Linked DNA regions of Homo sapiens: regions 1 and 2 are each linked to region 3. A link is a loop called in an ENCODE intact Hi-C map of the cell type or tissue named here. Cell type or tissue: mammary epithelial cell. All regions are shown on one strand. Links, peaks and the distances in the headings refer to the core of each region. The heading gives the core; the rest is flanking DNA.

What was found. A loop is a pair of places that touch in the nucleus more often than their neighbours do. Peaks named below come from ENCODE experiments on the same cell type or tissue, not always from the same donor. Only the 100,000 strongest peaks of a DNase experiment are listed, where the experiment ranks them.
Region 1: it touches region 3 in a loop (4-fold over the local background); 19 of 110 quality-filtered maps call a loop at or near these places.
Region 2: a loop joins it to region 3, with 12 times the contacts of the local background. A loop is called at or near these places in 14 of 110 quality-filtered maps.

The regions. Positions count from the first base shown.
Region 1 is chr4:86,975,855-86,979,854 of GRCh38, forward strand. The region is part of intron 2 of AFF1 (ALF transcription elongation factor 1); the gene reads left to right. Among named protein-coding and RNA genes, the nearest start is that of AFF1, 43 kb to the left of the region's middle. In mammary epithelial cell, for the core only: no CTCF peak of the experiment used is centred there; DNase peaks (open chromatin) are centred at 1,447 and 2,017; H3K4me3 peaks cover 285 bases; H3K27ac peaks cover 2,654 bases.
Region 2 is chr4:87,149,041-87,153,040 of GRCh38, forward strand. No RefSeq gene overlaps it. Among named protein-coding and RNA genes, the nearest start is that of KLHL8, 70 kb to the right of the region's middle. RefSeq lists a silencer at 1,978-2,027 and enhancers at 3,384-3,884, 3,885-4,000. In mammary epithelial cell, for the core only: a CTCF peak has its summit at 1,929 (motif pointing right); a DNase peak (open chromatin) is centred at 1,961.
Region 3 is chr4:86,919,800-86,926,523 of GRCh38, forward strand. It overlaps AFF1-AS1 (AFF1 antisense RNA 1), which reads right to left. Exons shown (of 3, transcript NR_038841.1): 3 at 5,095-6,527. It also overlaps a transcript of C4orf36 not described here. Among named protein-coding and RNA genes, the nearest start is that of AFF1-AS1, 12 kb to the right of the region's middle. RefSeq lists a silencer at 5,198-5,492. In mammary epithelial cell, for the core only: a CTCF peak has its summit at 2,755 (motif pointing right); DNase peaks (open chromatin) are centred at 2,042 and 2,782; H3K27ac peaks cover 1,422 bases.

The sequences.
Region 1 (4,000 bases), core at 1-4,000, 56 kb after region 3:
CCCCTTTGATCTGAGAAAACAAGTGACTTGAGAGGGCATGAAGATCAATTTTAGATAAAGAGGAGGGTCAGGATTGGCCTCTTTGAGGAGGTGACATTTTAAAAAAGACATTTAAACAAGTAATTACGGTATCATATAATAATTATTATAGGGTGAGTATAGCAGGCCTACGAGAAGAAGTGTAAATGTAAATGAATGGTTATAATACAGTGTGTTAAGTTCAATGATGGAGGGATGTAACAAGGAAGGGAACTTCTGTAGTGGGAGGGGCACACAGAGTTTTTATTGCCCTGCAGTGGAAGGATGTGGGGAGGGTTGGCTGTAGGGCTTTCCATGCAGAAGCACAGAGGTTTAAAACAATTTGGGTTGTGTTCACAGTATTTAACACATCTATACTCACATTCTGGTATTATTACTGGCATTTTGCATTGCAAGGAGCCCAGAGGCAGGTAAGGAGGCAGAGAGGTGGGTGGTGTAGAAAGGCGCTCCGCATTATGGAATCAACCATGGAATCAACCTAGGTGCCAGTGGTAGACTAGATAAAGAAAATGTGGTACATATACACCATGTCATATCACGCACCCATGAAAAAGAATGAGATCATGTCCTTTGCATCAATGTGCATGGAGCTGGAGGTCATTATCCTAAGCAAACTAACTCAGAAACAGAAAACCGAATACCACATGTTCTCACAAGCGGAAGCTAAATATCAAGTACATATGGACAGAAAGAAGGGAACAACAGACCCCAGGGCCCTACCAGAGGATGGAGGGGGAGGATTGAAAAATGACCTAACATGTACTATGCTTATTACCTGGGTGACGAAATAATCTGTGCACCAAGCTCCCACAACATGCAATTTACCTGTATAACAAACTTGCATGTGTACCCCTGAACCTAAAGTAAAAGTTAAGAAAAAGAAATGGGCTCTGGAGCCAGAACTGGGTGCCTACCTCGGTGTCTCACATGCCCATACCTGATGTCTAGGGCAAGGTTTGTAACTCTTTGTGCCTCAGTTTCCTCATCTGTAACACTGAAATGATGATAGCACCTACCTTGTCAGGTTATTGTAGTGATTAAGTAACTTAATACTTAGGAAATTCTTGGAACAATGTCTGGCACACAGCAAGTGCCCAATAAATGCAGGTGATGGTGCCTGTGGGCATTTTATTGCATGGAAATAATCTTTGACCTGTTGGAAATCCATGAAGGCCTATTTGCAGTGGAATAACTTGATCATGTTTCTGTTTTTCAAATACAGTAAGTAGTCCCCCCATATGAGACAGATACATTCTAAGACCCCCAGTGAGTCCTGAAGTCACAGATAGTACTGCACCCTATACACTATATAGTATGTATTTTCAATCTCATAACTGAAACAGCTACTGAGTGACTTACAGGTGAGTAGTATCTGTAGTGTAGATATACTGGACAAAGGGATGATTCACGTCCCAGGTGGGACGGAGAGGACAGCGAGAAATTTCATCACACTACTTAGAATTGTGTGCAATTTAAAACTTATGAATTGCTTATTTGTGGAATTTTCCATTTAATATTTTTAGACCTTGGATGACTGTGGGTAACTGAAACCATGGAAAGTGAAACTGCAGATAAGGGGGGCTTCTGTATTGTTTTAGAGGGAGTGTGAGCATGTGTGTTAGGAGGGGGCTGGAATTGCATTTCTGTGGATTCTCCAACCTCACCTTTTTCCCTCACCCCCTGCATAATTACCTGTTCCTTCACCTGTGTTCCCATGGTGTCTTATCTCTGCTGTGGCGTTTTCCTATTGTATTTTATAGTCTGTGTTTCTCATACTAGACTGGGTCCCCTCAGGGTGTTAAGGACTATGTGTTACTCATCTTTACATCCCATTGCCAAGAATAGTACCTAACACTGGCACATACTGGGCACTCAATAAATGTTTGTTGAATTGCTTTGAAAGGTTTACCAGGGAGTTGCCCTAACATAATTCTGGAGAAAGGTCCTCCCATAGAAGAGTCTGGGCACGTTGCTATGGGAGAGTGTTTTCTTTGTTTCACACACCAAGTATTTATCGAGTGCCTACTGCACACTGTGCTGTGAGGGGATACATAGATGAGTCAGACGTGTACTCTGCCCTGGGTTGTGTTGACTTAATCGTGGGTGGAAGGAAGATGGTAAATGGTTGCTGATAGGTTTAATGAGAAATAAGCTATGATGTGGTTTAGTTGTATTTGGGCTTTTGTTTAGAAGCATAATTATTTCAATCAAAGAATGTTAGAATTTTTTTAAAATGATGTCTCATTGATGGTAGCTTACTTCTCTTACTTCTCATTACATTCACTTTTTTTTTTTTTTTTTTTTTTTTGAGATGGAGTCTCGCTCTGTCAGCTAGGCTGGAGTGCAGTGGCACAACCTCGGCTCACTGCAACCTCCACCTCCTGGGTTCAAGCGATTCTCCTGCCTCAGCCTCCCGAAGAGCTGGGACTACAGACGCGTGCCACCATGCCCAGCTGATTTTTGTATTTTTAGTAGAGACGGGGTTTCACCATATTGGTCAGGCTGGTCTTGAACTCCTGACTTCATGATCCACCCACCTCGGCCTCCCAAAGTGCTGGGATTATAGGTGTGAGCCACCATGCCCGGCCTACATTCACTTTTATATTATGATAGAATCTGTCTAGTAAATTTCATAGTGTAGTTTCTTTTTAAATTTTTATTCTTTTGGAGACAGGGTCTTGCTCTGTTGCCCAAGCTGGAGTGCAGTGGTGCAACCAATATAATATAAAGTTTCATAGTGAGCCTGCTTGTTTCTTGGATTTTAATCCTGAGTAGAAATGATTCCACTTAAGGTGGGATATATCCTTGTCTGTAGCCAGAAGACCTTCATGAGCTCTTGCTACCTTTTCTTGGATTTACTTTGTAATCAGTGTTGCGTATTATGTTTTACTGGAGGTGCCTAGTTACAAGGTTTTATTACAGCAGTATTTCTAAACATTTGGTTAGTCTGTCTCTGCTTTTCCCACCATAATTTTCTAGCACTTGTAGCTCACCTTATCTCCCACTTCCCTTTTTAAATAGAAAACAGGCTTGTTCTGTTTTGACCAGGTATAACTCTTTGCTCAGACTGTCTCTAAAGCCCAGAAAACTATTCCTCTAGTGGTCCAATGAAGTGTTCCCCATTGAAAGTTTGCCTCATGTACTCTCAACTCCAGTGGTCTTCAAACCACTGGAATCACTGAATACCGTCTCCTTTGCCTCTGCCTCTCTTTTTATTTTTTTGAGACAGAATCTTGCTCTGTCGCCCAGGCTGGAGTGCAGTGGCGTGATCTCGACTCACTGCAACCTCCGCCTCTTGAGTTCAAGTCATTCTCCTGCCTCAGCCTCCCGAGTAGCTGGGATTACAGGCATGTGCCACGAAGCCCGGCTGAATTTTGTAATTTTAGTAGAGACGGGGTTTTGCCATGTTCACCAGGCTGGTCTCGAACTCCTTGACCTCAGGTGATCCTCCCGCCTCGGCCTCCCAAAGTGCTGGGATTACAGGGATGAGCCACTGCCCAGCCTGCCCCTGCTTCTCTTAACACACTGGGAAGCTCCTGCTGTAGCAAAATCCTCAATAAATAGGTGTTGATTAGATGAACTGATACGAATAAAACCTATGTGGGGGTGGGAGAGTTTTTAAATTACTCAGATTTTTAAGGAGGATTTCAATAGTCCTTTTTATCTTTGTGAAAATTTTATTTGAAAGTTCTTATTTTAAAATATCAAACCTGTCAGAACAGCTACACTTTTAAATGCTCCTTTAATATGAAAAGATACTCAGTCATGCATAAAAAGAGAGATGCAAATGAAAACTACATTTAGCTATCATATCTTGTCTATCGGAGTGGCAAAAAATAAAGTTTGACAACATGTCTTATTGAAAAGGTTGTAGGGGGAAGATACTGTGCTTACATACATAGCTGGTGGGAACGCAAAATACTATGACTGTATTAGGAGAATTTGACAATATGTAGCAAAA
Region 2 (4,000 bases), core at 1-4,000, 230 kb after region 3:
TCAGGAGGCTGAGGCAAGAGAATCGCTTGAACCCGGGAAGCGAAGGTTGCAGTGAGCCTAGACTGCGCCACTGTACTCCAGCCTGGGCGACAGAGCAAGGCTCTGTCTCAAAAACAACAATAACAACAACAAAAAAAACTGTCTTCAGAACTATGTGCAAGCATAGGTACATCCTATTTATTTTATGGTTGCTTTTCTACAAAGAGTTAAACAATACTATCCACATAAATAACTCATCAGACTTGGCTCCAAAACACAATTGCAAAAGACAGAGGATAAAAATGTGTCCCTATTAGATAATTTCAGTATCTACCTAAGTTGTTTTCTTTGGGCAATGATGGCAGCACCATTGGAGTAAGTTTAAAACCTCCATGTTAATTCTTTAAAAACCAGTATTCAGCCAGGCGCGGTGGCTCACACCTATAATCCCAGCACTTTGGGAGGCCGAGGCTGGAAGATCACCTGAGGTCAGGAGTTTGAGACCAGCCTGACCAACATGAAGAAACCCCCGTCTCTACTAAAAATACAAAATTAGCCAGGTGTGGTGGCGCATGCCTGTAGTCCCAGCTACTCGGGAGGCTAAGGCAGGAGAATTGCTTGAACCCAGGAGGCAGAGATTGCAGTGAGCCAAGATCGTGCCATTGCACTCCAGCCTGGGCAACAAGAGCAAAACTCCGTCTCAAACAAACAAAAAAACCCAGTATTCATAGTGTCAACATTTTATAGGTTCTGATACATGTTTAAAAATTATCTTAATCTCCTTCCTCATATCCAAAGCTTACCCCCTAGACTTGGCTAAATGTTCTCTTATCCTAATCTTTATACTCCCTTATCCACCTCTAACTGATAAGTGGAGTGGACCATACTTACTAAGGAGTGGAATCACTGTGTACCCAATGTCACATACAAAAATGCCCCCTCCTTCCCCTTACCTCAAATTGAGTAAAGCAGTAGGTCAACCATAGGCAGTCCCATCCATCAGGCTCTGCTATTCTGTGTTCAGGCGTAAAATACACACATGTATACATGTGATTTCATAGACATGTCAGGACAATAAAATGCATTGTTGGGTAATTTGGAAATCTAAAGCCTAAGAGCTCAGGGAAATTTCACATATATACATTCTCTCCACTTTCTAAAAAATAAATGACATCACCTGTGTGAGTGATAGCTTTAAAGCAAAAACTTCTTATGTTAAATCATTAAATGTTTGCTTCTACTACCCTAATTTCCTGAAGCCACATCTTTTTTTACTTACCAAATACACATGCCTTAAATAAGTAAATCCCTGGCCAGGTTCCTTACTTAGCTCAAAGTTTTAACTTTTTTTTTTTTTTTTTAAACATGCATAGTGTTCTGTCCTTTCAGCAGAGCCCTAGGAGCAGCCGAGACCTAGTCTCCTAAATTTTTACAACTCTCCATAGGCATATTTACAAGGTGTTACCTGAAAATACCAACAAGCCACCAGACACATTTGTGTCCAATTCATTAAAAAGAATTTATATTCATTCCACTAGTAAAAATGATTTATTCCTCTGGCTCTGATTTGAAAGGATGTAATAGGTTTGAGTAAACAATAACCATCTCTGGCCTTTTTTCCCCTTCTTTGTAGGCGTTAGCCACTCTACAGGTCTAAACCCTTGTTATAGCAAAAGATCTTAGTGCATAAAGTGGATAAGATCTAAAGCACACAAATTTAGTTTTGACTATAATGTACCTCTTGGGATTATGTAAAAGCCACAGCCAACCAGCTCAGCTCCTGGGTATTATTAATAGTAGTAATGAAGTAAAACATTTTGAAACTGGACTCAAATTGTGTTCAGTGTGCTAAACCAGGGATGCTGTGAAATGAATGTAAATTTTAACAAGCCTGTTCTGAGCTTTAGACTTCTCATTAGTGCCCCTTTCCCAAGTGTAATGTGCAGAATGAGCCACTAGAGGGCAATCATTTTCTTTAGGAAAAAGATGCTGTTTGAAAGCACTGTACATTCATTTAACCACAATGACACCATGTCTCACACCCAGGAGAATGGATATAATCAAAGGAAAAGGCAATATCAAGTGTTGGAGGGGACAAGGAGCAACTGGAAATCTCATATGTTGCTGATGGAAACATATGGTACTGCCACTTGGATAACAGTTTGCAGTTTCTTAAAAAGTTAAAATCATGTTACAATAAAACCCAGCAATTCCACGTATATGAAACTACCCAAGATAAATGAAAGCATATGGTCAATTAAGATATGTTCATGAACATTCATGGCATCACACATAATAGACAAAAATTGGAAACAATCCAAACAACCATTATTGGTGAATGAATAAACAAAATGTGATATATGCATATGAGGGAATACTATTCAGCTATAAAAAATTCTACACTATGGATGAAGTGAACCTCAAAAATATTATGCTAAGTGAGAGAAGCCAGATGCAAAAGATTAAATATAGTGTGTGATTCAATTTATATGAAATACCCAGAAAAGACAAATTTATAGACAGAAAGCAGATCAGTGGCTACCTAGGGTGAAGAGAAAGGAGGGGAGGAGTGGGGACTGACTGCAGACAGGCTCATGAGAATTTCAGGGGGATGATGAAAGTGTTCCAAATCTGGATTATGATGAGGCTGGCACAATGCTACAGGTTTACTGAATCACCATGTACACTTACAGTGGGTGAATTTAATATAAATCATACTTCAATAAAGCTAACAAAAAACACACTGATTTAGCACTGCATTAGAATAGGTACTGGGAAATGAAACAAGTGAAAGAAAGAAAACTAGAGCACTGTGTATTAGAATGTAATACAAATAGCCACTATGTCATTCGGTCCTGAGCTCTGGCTTTTCAGACAGGAAAAAAGCTCACTGTTTGCAAACAGACTAGGGAAATTTAGGAATTTATGATCAAGTAAGAATTTTATTACTTTTGGCCAAAGGCCATTACATTTGTTACATTAAACAGAAACATTTGTTTAAAAAGGAAGGTTGTAAAGTTTCAAGCAGAATGCAATTATTTTCTGACTCTCCATCAGTACTTTGGAGTCATATTTATGAAGGGATTTAAAACACATCAATGTGCTAAGGGTCTGATGTTATATAAAATAACTAATAACTTGAGATATTCAGGGCAAAGAGAGACACTTGAAGTGACAGGCATATCCATACCAAGTAATTTTACATTTCCTGAATTATCCTTTTATAAACTAGTTTAAATTTACTTAAGAAACTTCAGGTATAATAATATATGAGATCAAAAGGCTCGTTCTGGCCTGTAATCCCAGCACTTTGGAAGGCTGAGGCAGGAGGATTGCTTGAGCCCAGCAGTTCATACCAGCCTGGGCAACTTAGCAAGACCTGTCTCTACAAAAATATCAAAATTAGCCGGGCATAGTGGTGCGGGCCTGTAGTGCCTACTACTCAGTAGACAGAGGTGGGAGAACCACTTGAGCCCGGGAGGTCAAGGCTGCAGTGAGTCATGTTCACGTCATTGCACTCCAACCTGGGCAGCAAAGCAAGACCCTGTCTCAAAAAAAAGAAAGCTCTGTTAAGGTCTATAAGCAGCAGTCTCCAACTTTTTTGGCACCAGGGACCAGTTTTGCAGAAGACAATTTTGCCACGGACAGGGCAGGGGTGGGGACAGGTGGTTTGGAGATGAAACTATTCCACCTCAGCTCATCAGGCATTAGATTCTCATAAGGAGATTGCAACCTAGATCCCTCACATGCGCAGTTCACAATAAAGTTTGCTCCCCTATGAGAATCCAATGCTGTCATTGGTCTGACAGGAGGCGGAGCTCAGGCAGTAATGCTCACTGGCCTGCCGCTCACCTCCTGCTGTGCAGCTCCGTTCCCAACAGCCCACGGACCAGTATTGATTTGAGGCCCGCGGACGGGGGCCCCCTGGTCTATGGAACGTCTTCAACACATAAATTTCAGAGGAGGCTAGTGGTACACAAGAGAAAAATTAGTGAATATTAAGACAAAACTATGTCTTTTC
Region 3 (6,724 bases), core at 519-4,518:
CAAGGCAGGGAGTTCAGTTGAGCCCAGGAGTTCAAAACAAGCCTGGGCAGCAAAGTGAGACCCTGTCTCTACAAAAAATTTAAAAATTAGCTGAGAGTGGGGGAGTAGCATCCCAGCTACTCAGGAGGCTGAGCTGGGAGAATTGCTTAAGCCCAGGAGTTTGAGGCTGCAATGAGCTATGATCACACCACTGCATTCCAGCCTGGGTGACAGAGCAAGATCCTGTCTTAAAAACAACAGCAAGAAAAAAGCTCTTCCATCAGATATCCTAGCTTATCACTCTTAAATTCTGCCTTCTGTAAAGTCTAGGGCATGAACACAACTCAGCCAAGTTCTTTGCCATTTCATAACAGGGATGGCCTTTACTCCGGTTTCCAAGAAGGTATTCCTCTTTTCCATGTAAGACCTCATCAGATTGGCCTCTACTGTCTATATTTCCACCAATATTCTAATCATGGTCACTTAAGTAATCTATAATTAGTCTCAGCCCTTCCCTGCAGCTCTCTTCTTCTTCTGAGCCCTCACCAGAATCACCCTTAATACTCCATTTACAGCAATCTAGTCTTTTTCTAGCCTGCTGCTCCAGATCTTTTTAGCCTCTACCCATTACCCAGTTCCAAAGCTACTTCCGCATTTTCAAGTATTTACTATAGCAACAACTCCAATCTTGGTACCAATTTTTTTGTCTTAATCCATTTTGTGCTGTTATAATAGAATGCCACAAACTAGATCATTTGTAAACAGAAGAAATTATTTAGCTTGCAGTTCTGGAGGCTGGGAAGTCAAAGATTGTGAGCCTTCATCTGGTGAGGGCCTTCTTGCTGCATCACAACATGGTGGAAGGCATCCCAGGGCTAGAGAGCATGCTCAAGAGCAAAAGGGGAACAAATTCACTTCTATAACCAAACCACTCCCTCAATAACTAACACACTCCTTTGATAACAACATTAATCCATTCATGAGGGTAGAGTTCCCATTACCTAATCACCTCTTAAAAGTCCTACCTTTTAACATAGTACTGTTGTATTGGGGATTAAGTTTCCAATATATGGCCGGGCATGGTGGCTCACGTCTATAATCCCAGCACTTTGTGGGGCCGGGGTGGCTCACATCTATAATCCCAGCACGCCAAGGCAGGTGGATCACTCCTGAGGTTGGGAGTTCCAGACCAGCCTGACCAACATGGAGATACCCCGTCTCTACTAAAAATACAAAATTAACCGGGCATGGTGGCACATGCCTGTAATCCCAGCTACTCCAGAGGCTGAGGCAGGATAATCACTTGAATCTTGGAGGTGGAGGCTGTGGTGAGCCGAGATCACACCATTGCACTCTAGCCTAGGCAACAAGAGTGAAACTCCTTCTCAAAAAAAAAAAAAAAAGTTTTCAACATACAAACTTTGGAGGACAAATTTAAACCATATCAATGCCCAAGAAAAAATATTAACAGAAAACTGTCACACACACAAAAAAATAGAGGCTGGAATATTAAGACTCAGACAATTTAGAAATGAAAGCTTGGTCACTCCACTAAGACACCTGACCAGCTGAGCTTCTGGCTGAGGGCAAAGGGAATACAGAGTAGGTAGCAGAAGGTCATAAATATCAACCATGGTCTCGTCATCAGTTAAAAAACAGGGCTGTAGTAGGTTGGCTACATATTTTCTCTTTGCTTGTAATATGTATGTTTATTTTTAAATGTTAGCCATTTTCTTTTTTCCCCCATGATTTAATATACAAGTTGTTGGAGGTTAACTTTACAATTTAGACTTTAGCTAACAGAATATTTAGTAAACTGTGACTGAATTTGAAAAGCAATTAATAAACTCAGTATTAAAATTTTTTAATTTTAATTTTTAAAATTATAGTAAAATATGCATAATGTAAAATTTATCATTTTAATCATTTTTAAGTGTACAGTTCATTGGCATGAAGTACATTCATATTGTTGTGCAACCATCACCACCACCCATCTCTAGAACATTTTCATCCTCCCAAACTGAAATCCTGTACCCATTAAGCAATAACTCCGCATTCTTTCCTTCCTGCCCTCCAGGCCCTGACAACCACTGTTCTACTTTCTGTCTGTATGAATCTGACTATGCCAGGCACCTCATACAAGTGGAATCATACAATATTTGCCATTTTGTGATTGTCTTATTTCAAGTATAATTTTTTAGAAGGTGAATTATAACTCACATACAAATACAAAATGAATATGTGTGATAGGTTTTATTTACCTCATTAATTAATGAGGGAACCAGTAAGATGTTACAACTAGATCAAAGGATAATTCAAAAAAACACACATAAATAGGCAACAAGGAATGCTAGAATGCATTTATTTAAAAGATGGAAAATGGTCTAACCACAGGGTGGTTAATCTACTATATTCCACCAGACACAAATAATTTTCATTTCTATGAACTAAAAATCTTTTACATTGTTATTAGTTTTCTACAACTTTCAGAGCTATAAAATAGCCCCAAAACAATGAAAGGAAAAGAAAACCAGGGAGTGTATAAAAATAGAATGTCCAATAATCATACATATAGAGCATGAATGGATATTGACAGTATAGCCGTGAATGGAAAAACAAAAACAAAAAAGGGAGGGTAACACTGTGCCAGTTATCAATTTATTGCTCCTTAGTCCAAAGCAATCTTTCTTTTTCTTGTTTGGAGTTAACTGATCTGGATCTGGATCCCATGAACATTTCTCATTTGCCAGCTGGTGCAATGTTAGGCTTATCAGCAGAGGGCACTAGAGAGACACTGCAGGCATAGCAGAGAGGCAGTAGCTGCCCTTCCTAGATCTCCTTGTTGTAGATTTTGTTCTTATGGTGTCACCTATGGAGTTCCATTGGCACTCACTCTCCAATAAGCTTCCACCTCACCCCAGTAGATGGCTTCCAGCTCACCATCCCCACCTGCAGCTGCACCACCACCTCTATCTGCAGCACTCCAGTGAATTCCTCTGTCATTTACACATATAATTTCTCTGCCATCTAGCTACAGCCCCGTCCTCTCCAAGGGGGTCTGAATTTTAGCCTCAGGGTTGAGATCTCTTCCAAGTCTGTTACTCCCTTGGATGTTCTCCCTCAGCCTTAGAGGTAGTCATGCTGTTTACATTTGCTTTTTCTTCTTCTTCCTTTTTTTTTTTTTTTTAAGAGATAGGGATCTTGCTAAGTTGCCCAGGATGGTCTCCAACTCCTGACCTCAAGTGATCCTCCTGCCTCAGCCTCCCAAGTAGCTGGGATTACAGGTGCTAGCCACTGCATCCAGCTGCCTTTTTTTTTTTTTTTTAATTTTTAGAAACGGTCTCACTCTGTTACCCAAGCTGGAGTGCAGTGATACAATCATGATTCACTGCAGCCTCAACCTCCTAGGTTCAAACTATCCTCTAACCTCAGCCTCCTGAGGAGCTGAGACTACAGGTATGTACCACTATGCCTGGCTGTTTTTTAATTTTTTGTAGAGATGGGGTCTCACTATGTTGCCTAAGCTGTTCTTGAACACCTGGGCTCAAGTGATCCTCCTACCTTGGCCTCCTAAAGTGCTGGAATTACAGGCATGAGCCCTTGTGCCCAGGTTCTGGTATTCTTTAGAGTTATCCTTTATCTGTCTTAATAGTTAACCATGTTTTATTAGTTAGTAACCTTTATATTAAATTTTTCCTGCTGGGTGCAGTGGCTCATGCCTGTAAGCCCAGCACTTTGGGAGGCCAAGGCGGGTGGATCACCTGAGGTCGGGAGTTTGAGACCAGCCTGGCCAATGTGGTGAAACCCTGTCTCTACTAAAAATACAAAATATTAGCCACATGTGGTGGTGGCAGGCACCTGTAATCCCAGCTACTTGGGAGGCTGAGGCAGGAGAATGACTTTGAACCAGAGCTGCAGAGGTTGTAGTGATCTGAGATCGCACCATTGCACTCCAGCCTGGGCAACAAGAGTGAGACTCTGTCTCAAAAAAAAAAAAAAAAAAAATTCCTGATAAATTATTGGTATAATTTCTGTCTCCTGATTGATAACACCATAAGCTTATTTATTTTCTCCCTATTTTAAAGTTGTCAAATCCATATTATTACTCGTGCAAAATAAATATATTAGCATGCTTTCATGTCATATTAATATTTTCTAGGAATTTAGTTCTGAGTTGTAATTGAAATAGTTTCTATTTCTCTTTTCTTTGGTTCTTTTATTTGGATTTTACTTACATGTTTGATACCTTCTGATATTGCTCCCTCTCTCTTTTTTCTTTTGAGACAGGGTCTCACTCTGTTGCCTAGGTTGGAGTGCAGTGGCACAATCATAGCTTGCTGCAGCCTCAACTTCCCAGGTCCAAGCCATCCTCCAACCTAAGCCTCCCAAGTATCTGTGACCATAGGCGCATGCCACCACATGTGGTTGTTTCTTTTTTTGAAACAGAGTCTCACTCTGTCACACAGATTGGAGTGCAGTGGTGTGATCTCAGCTCACTGCAACCTCTGCCTCCTGGGTTCAAGCGATTCTCCTCCCTCAGCCTCACAAGTAGCTGGGATTACAGACGTGCATCGGCACACCTGGCTAATTTTTTGTATTTTTAGTACAGATGGGGTTTCACCATGTTGGCCAGGCTGATTTTGAACTCCTATCCTCAAGTGATCCACCCCCCTCGGCCTCTCAAAGTGCTAGGATTACAGGCGTGAGCCACCACACCAGGGCCATGGCTAATTTTTTTATTTTTTATAGAGACAAGGGCTCACTATGTTGCCCAGGCTGGTCTTGAACTCCTGGGCTCAAACGATCCTCCTGCCTTGGCTTCCCAAAGTGCTGGCATTATAGGCATGGGCCACCACACCCAGCCTCTGATATCTCTTAAAGCAGTATGAATTTCTGCTTCTCTTATAATGTGGGTCCTTGTGTGACAAATTTTCTGTGAACTTGTATGCTTGAGGCTTAATGTCAGCTTTACTATGCTTTTATATTTGAATGATAATTTAAGTGGTAACATATTTGTGTGCTAGCACATTCTCACATTGCTATAAAAAATACCTGAGATTGGGTAACTTATTTAAAAAAGAGGTTTAATTTACTCATGGTTCTGCCAGCTTACAGGAAGCATGGTGCTGGCATCGGCTTATCTTCTTGGGAGGCCTCAGGAAACTCTGAATTATGGCAGTAGGCAAAGGGGGAGCAGGCACGTCACATACCCAGAGCAGGAGCAAGAGAGAAAGAGAGGAAGTGCCACACATTTTTAAATGATGAGTTCTCTCAAGAACTCACTCACTGTCATGAGGACAAACCAGGAAGATGGTGTTAAACCATTCATGGAAATCTGCCCCCATGATCCAACCACCTCCCACCAGGCCCCACCTCCAACATTGCAGATTACAGTTCAACATGAGACTGGGGCAGGGACATATATCCAAACTGTATCAATTTGTCAGTCTCATATATATATGAGACCGAGTCTCACTCTGTCGCCCAGGCTGGAGTGCAATGGCACGATCTTGGCTCACTGCAACCTCCGCCTCCCAAGTTCAAGCAATTCTCGTGCCTCAGCCTCCCAAGTAGCTAGGATTATGGGCATGCACCACCACATCTAGCTAATTTTTGTATTTTGAGATGGGGTTTTGCCGTGTTTGCCAGGCTCGTCTCAAACTCCTGAGCTCAAGTGATCTGCCCGCCTTAGTCTCCCAAAGTGCTGGGATTATAGGCATGAGCCACCACACCTGGCCCCCAAACTATAACAATTTGAATGATAATTTATTTAGAATTTTAAATATGAAATTCTAAGCTCTAGGTTTGTTTCACAATACTTAATATTACTCCTTTGTCTTCTTGCAGCACATGTGCTGTTGAGAAATCTAATATCAATATGATCCTTGTTCCTTCATAGATAACATGTTCTTTCTTTCTAGAAGATTTCAGAATTTCTTCTTTATGTATGTTACTTTGACATTTCATTCTAATGTATCTAGTGTGGATCTTTCCTTTTCTCTTTGGCACCTTTATAAACTTTTCAATCTGAAATCATTCATCTTAAATTATAAGAAATTTAATGTTATTTCTTTGACTATATCATCTTTTTTTTTCCTTTTTTTTTTTTTTTTTCTGAGACAGAGTCTTACTCTGTCGCCCAGGCTGGAGTGCAATGGCACGATCTCAGCTCACTGCAACCTCTGCCTCCCAGATTGAAGCAATTCTCCTGCCTCAGCCTCCCGAGTAGGTGGGATTACAGGCTCCCACCACCACGCCTGGCTAATTTTTTGTATTTTTTAGTAGAGATGGGCTTTTGCCATGTTGACCAGGCTGGTCTTGAACTCCTGACCTCAGGTGATCTGCCCACCTTGGCCTCCCAAAGTGTTGGGATTACAGGCGTGAGCCGCCGTGCCTGGCCTATGTCCTCTTCTTCCTTTTTGTTTCTAATTTCCCCTCTTGGGACTCACATAGGTGCTGACACTTGTACTTCCATCCTGTCATGCTGGACCCGTTGACTTCATTAGGGATGGTACCATGTTTGAGAGGCCGAAGAAGAGACTTGGAACCTGCAAACAAGACAGGGTTTATTGAGGAGACTTAAATACAGGGTGGTCTAGTGTTGGTGGGCTGGACAGGAGAACCACAACCAATTGTAAAAAGCATGCAATTTATATAGCATTTTCACTTAACACACTTCCCCTAGCAACCTCCACCTGGCAATGTTCATTTAACCCAAAACAAAAGAGGGCCTCCATCCCCTGTA